Linked DNA regions of Homo sapiens: region 2 is linked to region 1. Evidence: chromatin contacts called from ENCODE Hi-C data. All regions are on one chromosome and are shown on one strand. Each heading gives the region's core, a stretch centred on a gene start or an enhancer-like site at or near the end of the contact. The rest is flanking DNA. Distances are from core to core; before and after follow the strand shown.

Region 1 (4,184 bases), core at 1,685-4,184:
GGTGTCAGCGGGGGCCTTGCTGGCTGGCGCAGCTTGCGGGCAAAGAGGTCATCTGTGGACGCAGGGGCCATGCCCCGCCGAGGGCTCCCCACACCGCCGGCCCACATGGGCATGCTCTGTGGGCCTGACTCTCCGGGGGCTGGGCCGCATTGGCGGGCACGGGTGTTTGGTGCCCAGCCTGAGGTTGTGGCAGCAGTTCCTGCCCTGAAGGAGGAGGGGGCTGCTCAGAGGGGCCTGGGCAGAAAACAGGAACCCAGGCCCCCAGCCTGGTCCTCCACCACCCGTGTTGGCTTCCGGCCCCCTCCGAGACCATCAAAGCTGCTTCCGCTTTCCAGGCCACTTCCTTGTCTGCCTAGGGCTAAAGTTTCCAGCCCCCTCCCCAGCTTAGCTGGGCAAGGCTAGAGGCTGGGCTGTTGGGTCTTGGTCCTGAGGGTCCTGGAGCCTGGGCAGCCCTGGGACTGCCAGGGTCCCCCAGTCGCCACCCACACACCTTAGCTTTGGCCTGGGCCCAGAGTAAGGGTCCCACCAGGACCTAGCCCAACCGGACAGATGACTTGTATTGGCTGGGACGGGAAACCCAGGGGCCACTGGTGTCTGGGTCCTGCCCACTTAACAAAGGGAGGACGTCCTGTCCCCAGAGACCTTCCTCCTTGCCCCTCCCACTTCCTTCAGGGTCCCTGGAGAGCTGATCACCCAGAGAGGTCTGATCTCAGTGCCCTGGACCTCAAGGCCTCAATACCACAAGGACACATGGGTTCCCAGGGAGGCAGCGGCAGGGCAGCAGGAATGGCAAGAGGACTTCCTTCAGCACAGGAAGTAGCCCCAACTGTGGGCCCAGCCCTCTGCCAGGCCCCCACATCCTGAGGAAGGTGCTGGGGTCACAGCAGCTGTCATGGGACCCCAGTCACCCTGCCCTGAAGGACAGGCCAACTCACCTTCTTGCAGGCTACTGTGCCCAGGCTTGGGGGCAAGAGGAGTCACAATGACAGGGACCCATAGGGACCTCTGCCTACCTGGTCTCACTGATGCAGACAGGGAGGTCTGAACCCCATGTGACAGATGGTCAGATGAGGTCCAGAGGAGATGCTCTTGCCTGAAGCAATTCCGTGTCAGAGCTAGGATGTGAGCCTGGGTCTGCCCATCTCCAGGCCCTAAGCAGGGCTGCACCTGCCCACTGCTGTCTGTGTGCGTAGGTTTTGGGGGGTGGGTGTTGGGCTGAGGTTCAAGGTCTCACAGGATGCAAGATTGAGACACCCAAAGCCCCAGGGACCTGCTAAGTGCGGAAACGTGACGCCAGAGGCAGGTGCAAATGGTGGTGTGAGAACTTGAGGGAAGCCACACCCAGGCAAGCCCTGGATGGAGTAGGCAGTGAGGACAGGGAGCTGGGGAACCTCCACTGGGGGTACAGGCATCTAATGGTGGGTCTTCATGCAGCATCCAGCAACATCATGCGGGGCTGGGCCGGAGGGGGGTGGAGGAGGGGCTCCACACACCCTTCGTCTGGGGCCTCCAGAACCAAGCAAGAGTCGGCTCCCCAGCCCAGGTGCTTCTACCTTGATTTCTCCTGAATAAACTCCCATGCTGACCTTGAGCCTCTGTTTTCTCATCTCTAAAATGGGGTTAACTGGCCGGGTGCGGTGGCTGTGGCCTGTAATCCCAGCACTTTGGGAGGCCAAGGCGGGGGGATCACCTGAGGTCAGGAGTTCAAGACCAGCCTAGCTAACATGGTGAAACCCTGTCTCTACTAAAAACATAAAAATTAGCCGGGTGTGGTGGTGCGCACCTGTAGTCCCAGCCACTCAGGAGGCTGAGGCAGGAGAATCGCTTAAACCTGGGAGGCAGAGGTTGCAGTGAGCCGAGATCGCGCCACTGAACTCCAGCCTGCGGGACAGAGTGAGACTGTCTCCAAAAAAACAAAGAAAAAAATTGGGTTTAATTATTTCTGTCCCCTCCCAAGGCTGCTGAGAGACTGAGAAGAATGAGGTGAGTGTCGCTAGCTATGTGTGTGTGTGACGGGTGTAGCCCCTGGCTCCATGAGCCAAGCTCTGGGCACATTCAGCGCTCGGGCCTGGGCTATAGTGTGTGAAGGAGTAGGAGGGCATGAGGGAGGGGGTCTGTGCAAGCCCCGCTCCTTGTGGGCTGAGCTCTGCACGCTTGGAAGTGAGATCTGTGCATGTGTGCACCCAGCCTGTGCGCTGCCTCTTGCTGTGGCCCAGTGCCAGGCTCTGGCGCTGCCTTGAGGGGTGTTCTCGGGCTCTGCCCCCCACCCTGAAGCTTCACACAGGGTCCATTGAGGCTAGGACATTCCTCCGGGCCTGTGTCACTAGGGGTGGGGGGAAAGGGCCGGCCCCGCCCCCACAGATCCGGAAGGCCTGGCTGCCCCAGGAGGAGGAGCTGGCCACTTCCCAGCACATCTGGAGGTCATGACCCCATTTCGGCTGCCAGGGGGCGCGACAGATGTTTCCTCCCAGGCCAGGCCAGGGACTGGGGTGGAGGCCGCCTAAGAAGAAGAGGAGCCTCAGAATAAGGGGGAGCCCCGCACACACTTGCAGTGTTGAGGGGGAGGGGGTCACAGTGCCGCCACCAGGAGTCAGGAGCCGCCGCTTCCACTCACCGGCTGGCTGGCCAGGCTAAGCCGTCACACAGAGAGAGTAGGAACGGCTGGTCAGAGACAGGGGGCTGGACATATTGACTCGGGACTGAGCTGGAGCCCGGAGGGAAGTTGGGAGGGTGCTGGCGGCGAACGTGGCGAGGACCCCACTCCCATACACATCACCCGGGCCCACGGCTAGGCCACCTCTCCCCTGTCGGGCCCGACAGTAGTGCCTCCCGTCCCCTGCTCCCGCCAGTACCTCTGGGGCTCCCGCCCAGCCGCCGCCGCCCGCGCTGGGGTCCCGCTGCCGCTCTCCCGCTACCGCTCCCGGCGCCGGCTCCGCCTGGGGGCGGGGCCATGCTGGGAGGCGGGGCCATGCCGGGAGGCGGGGCCGGCCGGGAGCTGTCTGCGGCGGGAAGCGCAGCAGCGGGGATTCCAGGCCTGGCGGAGGTCAGCACCGAGCAGTGCTCATTCTAAGGCCATTTCCTCTCCTGAGAAACTTGTGCCTGCCTTCCAGACCAACCGGGAGGGCTAGCGGAGGCCACCTAGCGTCCAGCTCCCGGCCAGCAGGTGCTCAAGAGTCTGCCACTATTTTATGGAGCACTTGCTAAGCACTGGGCCCTGGGCAACCATTCCACTAGCGCGCTCTCATTTATTCTAAAAACACCTTAGATAGGTGTCATCTCTTTACGCCCTGGAGCAGCTGAGGTGCAGAGAAAGGCTTTGGCCAAGAACAAGCCTGATAAATGTAGGAGCCACCAGACCTGGAAGTCTGACCATATGGTGGGAAATGGCAGACAATACCCTTCAGATAAAGGCTTGAAAAGGGAGCAGCCATGCGGTGAAGAGGACCCGGTTCTACCTGAACCCCACCTTGGTCTGCCCTTGATCTCTACTAGACTTCAGCCCCACATCCTTCACCCCTCTGCGTGCTTGTCCATCCCAACTTAGCCGCCTGTACTATCATGTACCCATTCCCAGGTAGAAAAAGAAACTGCCAACCAAAATCAAAAATAGTGTTATTAATTCTGATGTCTCCGAAGCACAAAAAAAAAAAAAAAAAAGAAAAGAAAAAAAAGGAAAGAAAGAAACCACCCTTCCCACAATTCAGGCCCCAGGTCCAGGCCAAGGGGGCCACACCTGCAGGCAGTGCAGGCCCAGGGGCTGAGGTGGTCCTGGCCACAGGCTCCAAGTGGGACCAGCCCATGGTTTGGCTCTTAGGGCCTGGCTGGGAGGCTGACTGCCTCCATCTGGGGAGCCCAGGCCCTGGACTGGGGATGAGAGAGATCAGGGGTCAAGGTCAGAGGTCTGGGTCACTCAGTTTTGGTACTCTGGCCAAGGCAGCCAAAGGTCAGGGTTCAGACATGTAGGCCAAAGCCACTCAGTTCTGTGGTCCAGCAGAGAGGCAGCAGAGCAGGTCCGTTACTGAATCCTAGGAGGTGGTCCAGTGGGCGCCAGGTAGCTCAGTACTGGTGTTCCAGCAGGGGCTGGGCTGCCGGGCTCTCACGCTCCTCAATAGGGGCAGGCCAGTCGCCCAGGGCACCCATAGGTGTGCCACTCTCAGGGGCACTGCTGTCCAAGCAAGGAATGT
Region 2 (5,289 bases), core at 1,672-4,171, 530 kb after region 1:
CCATTGACCAGCCACATGGCCAGTGAGGGACTGCCTCGAAGCTCTGCCTCCTTCATCAACAGGGCCAGGTTGATGAGGACCTGGGGAGAGGGAACAAGGCAATAGTCTCCACAGAAGTGGCAGCCTTGGGCAGAGCAGTGGCCAGCCTCTGCCCTTCTCAACTGTCAGTTACACTCCAGCTCTTAAGTGGATCCAGGCCCTAGACCCAAGGACAGAGACTGTGGACAGGGAGGTGCCCGCAGCCTGTTTCTTCTTGCCTTGTCTGTCCTAAGCCCTTTCGGGCTAAGGCTTCAGTGCTCAAACAGACCTGTTTTCAGATCTCAGCATCATCACTTGGGCAGGTTGCTTGCCCTCTCCACAGCCTACTTTCCCCCACCCCTGTGTGAAAAATGGGGATAATCATGGGCCTGTCATGACTCAATGGCATCATCGTGTTTGAAGCCCTCCATAGCGTCCCTGGCAAGTGGTACGTGCTCAGTGTGGCTAGCCGGAGCAAGCCTGTGCTGGGCGCCTGCATTTGACACTGAGCTCTGTTCTATCATAAAGATTACCTCTTCTAATCTTCCCAGTAATCTTAGGAGAAAGCTTTAATTTTATCACATCTCAAAGATGAGGAAGTGTCCTCAGATGTGCCTGTCATCAGGCCAGGACCCAGACCCAGGGTGGGCACCTGGCACTCCTGCCTCGGGTAAGATAATTTCCAGGGCAACAGGAGAGGCCTTGCCCAAGAGTTTCTTTGGGTAATCTTGGCCACAGAACCAGAGATCACAGTTGGAATGTTGTCAAGGCCACTAGTGACGGGTAGGTTGCTAACCCCAGCGATCAATTTCAGGTTCTGCACTGCCTTGACCATCAAGCAGCATGCGGTCACTCCCTGGAAATAGATTCTGTGCTTGACTGCTGTTGAGAATTGCACGTGCTCTCCTAACGTCATCCCTGACATGCTGTATATATTTTACTTATTTTTTTCTGTCTTTCCCACCAGAATGTAGGCTCTCTGCAGCAAAGATGCTTTTTTGCCTCTAACTTTATTTTTGTCTCCCAGTACCTAGGCACAGGTGGATTGAACAAATGTTTGTGGAATATGAATGGTTAATGACTCGCATCTGCACAGTTTTGGCCCTGCCCTGCCCAAGCGCTGCTCACCCACCCTAACCCTCCCCCTGGCCTGAGGCCAGCTCAGTCAAGCCCAACATACCCAGCCGATGAGGCCGGGTCGCAGTTCACAGAAATATTTGAAGTCGAAGAAACAGATACGAGGGTTGAGCTCTCGTCCCAGAAAAAAGTCGTAAATCGGATTGCCTGGAGAATATTGGAGAGTGAATGTACAGGCAGACGCCCCAATCTGCCTCCGTCTCCACCCCAGGACCCCTCTCACCTGAGTTCCCCCCAGGTGCCAGGGCCGAAACTGGGGCTACCTGCGCCTTCATGTAGAGAAAGAGGCTGAAGATGAAAGCGGTGAGGGTGGCGACAAACGCCAAGGGCAGGAGCATTTCCGGGAGCGCCCCCAGAGGCAGCCCCGCTGACATCCCCAGCCCCACCAACAGGGCTGTCAGCACCAGGGCCTGGAAGCCTGAACCACAGCGCACAGTGAGCCCTGGGGCTGCGCGCCTCCACATCCCCACCCCGCAAACACACGCAGAGCCCAAAACTCAGGGGGGCCACAGACCCTGCCCCAAGCATTAGGCTGCCACCCTGGCCTTCAGAGGATCACCCCAGCCACTGCTGTGGTGCACGGAGTAGCAGTAAATGGGGTAAGGCTGTGGGGACGAGGGGCATAGGGAGAGCCCCCGGCGTCTGTCCTGGGCGTAACAGAGGCACACAAAGGAGCCTGGGGTGGGGGCCAATCTCCGTGGACCTCCCCGCTAGGCCTGGAGCTCCACCCCCGGCCGCTTAACTCCAGCGCGAGGGCCCGTCCCCTAGGCACCGTTAATAGGATAGCGCAGGCGACTCTTGTCCTTCAATTCCTGCCCCTCGGCCACCTGCGGGTCCAAGGGGGCTCTGATAAGGCCCGGGGCGTCCTTTCCCTCGCCGAGCCCATTCGCTTCCCTCCCCCGAGCGTCCGCGAGCGGGGCCCGCACCTTGCGCGCCGGCAGTAGGTAGAGCGCCGCCTGCAGGCCGAGCCAGGCGAGCCACAGCAGCAGCGCCCGTGGGCTCCACAGCACCTCCAGCCCCGGCAGGGACGCGGGTGGACCCAGCAGGCGCGCGGGGCCCGAACGGGCCGCCAGGAGCAGGTGGAACATGGTGGCGGGCAGCAGCAGTAGCAGAGCCGCGGCGCCTGCGGGAAGGGCCATCACGTCGGGCGTCCGCCCCTAGCCCCCCAGCTCCCCGCCGGCCCGCACGGGCGCCCTGACGTCTCTGCGGGACCCTCTCGGCATTCCCAGAGTGCGCCTCCGCACCCCGTCCTCAGCCCTCGGCCCCCAGGCACCCCGCTGCCTCCCAGTTCCCTTCCCAGGCGTCCATCTTAGTCCCCCGCCCCCAGGCCCCTCGAAGACCCTCCTCCTGCTCCCAGTCGACACCATAAATCCCCGTTCTGCAGCCCCCAGAACCGGCCCCTCCTCAGCTCTCCCTCTCCAGACACCCTTCGCTGCAAACCCCCGGGTCCCTCTGCCTCCGACACCCCCAAAGCCTTCCATCCTCAGATCTCGCCCCCGCTCTTAGTTCACCCGCTCCAGCTCTCCTTCGCTTAGCCTTTGCCCCAGGTCCCATCTCTCTGCCCCATTACCCAGGGGCCCTCCGAATTCCAGCGGGGCCCGGGGGCCCTGAGTGGGGGCCATGGTCTCCGCTCCGCCGGAGAGAGAGGGCGCTCACAATAGTCAGTCAAGGAAACACTGTCCGCCCCATTTCCCAGGAGATGGACTCGGCCGCGCGGAGGATCCGGCCCCGCGGCGCCTGCACCTGCCTGGACACGGAACGCAGACAAGGACCGCTCTCGTCCCAGGGTTTTTAAGTGGAACCGCCCCCTGCCCATGCTGGGCCCAGCACACCAGCCAATCGGCGCTCGGGGGCGGACCCGACGCGGGCGCCTCAGAAGCCTCAGCTTCAAAACCCCGCCCCCGGAAAGGCCCGCCCAGCAAGCGAGAGGAGGAGGCCACACATGTTTATTAGGCCGGTCCTGACACCTGCCTGCGGGGAAGGACCACCGAGACCAGATCCTGGGTGCCATGGGGTGCAGGGACAGACCGGTGCATGGCAGCGGCTGCGCCTAGCCGCGCTCGCAGATGACCTCAACCACACTGGGCTCCATGGGCACAGGGTCTGGGCAGCGCAGGGCAGCAGAGGCCACCACTTCGTCCAGCAGCAAGTGCACGAGTTCTTCGTCGGCCACAAAACGCCACAGGTAGAGCTGCAGAAAGTGGCAGTCCACTTGCACCTGCTGCAGCCCGAAGCGCCCAAAGGTGCGCAGCCGCACACACTCCAGCAGCGTCTTCAGGCTGATCTTGATGATGCCGGTCAGCACCGACACCTGCAGGCAGGGACACAGGGATGCAGCTTGGGGACTGCAGGTGTGTGTGGGGGACACCCAAGTTCCAAGCAGGGGCCCGGGAGACATACGATGGAAGTAGCTGGGATGAGGCAGAAAGTCTCCGGGGCCAGATAAGAAGGGAGGGATACAATATTAGCGCCGTCATCTGGAGGGCAGGGGACAGGTAGGGCCCAGCAATCAGAGGCATCCCTGAGCTTGGAGTGAGGCGGGGCAGGGACCATGGGTGAACAGAAAACCCTGGGGAGGACCCAAGACTACTGTGGGGATAAGGACAAGGGCAAACAGTAATCCCAGGTCAGCACCCAGACTCAGGCTGGGCATACACCAAGACTGGGACAAGGGCTGTGGGATTTGGAGGCAGGGCACTCTGTACTACCTAAAAACAGCCCTAGAGACAGAGACTGGAGGGTCAGGGTCACCCCCAGTTGGTCACAGAGTCCTGGGGCTCCTTGGGCAGGTGTGGGGCTGCTCCAGCCAACCCTCCCCGGGATCCCTGGAAGTCTGAGTCACGTTGGAAGTCGGACCTTGTTGAACTCCACAGGGCTGAACACATCAATACGTTCAGAGAATAGCTTCTGGATATTGCTCAAGAGGTTGGTGTCCATCGGGGCACTGGATTGGGGAAGACAAGGAATCAGAGCCCGCCCTGCACCCTCGCCCTCTTTTGTCCCTTCCCCCTGGGGCTCCCCTGACCAGCCAGACCTGGGGGTATAGCTGGGGGCGTAGCGGCCCTGCTGCCGAGAGCTGCTGTACACGGAGAAAGTCCTCTTGCTGGAGTCGCTGCTCTGGGCCTTGCGAACACCCTCTTCGTACAGGAGCCCCACCTGGTGGTAAAAAGAGGTACTGCAAGGAGGCCCGAGTCAGGGGAAACCACCAGCCCATCGGTGCTGAGGATGCCCTAAGTCAGCTACTCAAGCATCACAAGGATCACAGGGTAATCACCGCGGGGCCCGCTATTTAGTAGGTACATGGTCGCTATTTATAGAACCAGTGGAGTGGGGCAAAGGCAGGATACAAGAGTTGGTCTGAGGTCTAATCTTCAGCACCAGCACCAACCCTGCCCTGACTTCCTGGGTAACCCTGAGCCTCTGCTTCTCCACAGGTAAAATAGGGGCGAAGATGTCATAATCCTGGGCTGAGAAGGAACAAGACCGTGGACATAGGCACTCCCCAGCCCGTTTGGTCTTCATCCTTGGAGACTTGTTCCCCTGGGGTTCCCTCACGGACGCCCTGGCTACAGAACTGGCCCCGTGAGAAGCCCAGATACACATGTCCCCTCCTCCAGGCAGGGACTGCCAGTGATCCTCTGCTGCCCCAGCCCCTCTTGAAGGGACAGTACCCCCAGCCTGCGTCAGGGCTACCCCGGCCAGCCTGGGCAGCACCTGCACGTCGATGGCGGTGGTATCCTCCACCACCCGCTTCATGACGGCCCGCACATTCCGGGGCTCCAGAGTGCTGAGCCAGTCGCGAGTCTCCACGCTCTTGCGCAGCATCTGTGATATGACCAGGCCCTGCACCTTCACGTAGTGGGTCAGCAGCCGCCGCGCCGTTTCCCTGGCCTCTGCACACAGCGTGCTCACGGGCGTCACTGGGAACTGATCCTGAGCCAAGGAGGCAGAGGACAGAGGGAGTGGGTATGGTGGGGGCAGCTCAGGGGCCACTGCCAACCAGGAGCTGGGCACAGATTGGGCAAGGTGGAGGCTGGGGTACACACAGGCAGCTGGTCTGGGGTCTGGCCATGAGGGCACTGTCCAGCCATCTGCATTCCCAGCAACACCATTCCCTGCCCGGCTAGGAGCTAG

The links. A loop is a pair of places that touch in the nucleus more often than their neighbours do. Pooled maps may share reads with other maps.
Region 2: a loop to region 1 is called in a pooled map, with 4 times the contacts of the local background. The contact joins the promoter of TM7SF2 here to the promoter of SIPA1 in region 1. A Hi-C loop is called at or near these places in 4 of 50 pooled maps.

Annotation. Positions count from the first base shown.
Region 1 is chr11:65,636,851-65,641,034 of GRCh38, reverse strand. SIPA1 (signal-induced proliferation-associated 1) reads right to left here and starts at 2,934. Exons shown (of 16, transcript NM_006747.4): 1 at 2,853-2,934; 2 at 1-204. The coding sequence starts at 113. PCNX3 (pecanex 3) reads right to left here. Exons shown (of 35, transcript NM_032223.4): 35 at 3,596-4,184. The coding sequence ends at 4,057. RefSeq lists enhancers at 2,302-2,371, 3,323-4,113 and a silencer at 2,722-3,091.
Region 2 is chr11:65,109,504-65,114,792 of GRCh38, reverse strand. TM7SF2 (transmembrane 7 superfamily member 2) reads right to left here and starts at 2,921. Exons shown (of 10, transcript NM_003273.6): 1 at 2,726-2,921; 2 at 2,082-2,278; 3 at 1,928-1,982; 4 at 1,379-1,573; 5 at 1,199-1,302; 6 at 1-80. The coding sequence starts at 2,777. It overlaps VPS51 (VPS51 subunit of GARP complex), which reads right to left. Exons shown (of 10, transcript NM_013265.4): 7 at 4,870-5,088; 8 at 4,190-4,311; 9 at 4,012-4,099; 10 at 2,931-3,466. The coding sequence ends at 3,206. RefSeq lists silencers at 2,110-2,539, 3,805-3,980 and enhancers at 2,670-2,719, 2,790-2,899, 2,822-3,116, 2,813-3,738, 3,739-4,666.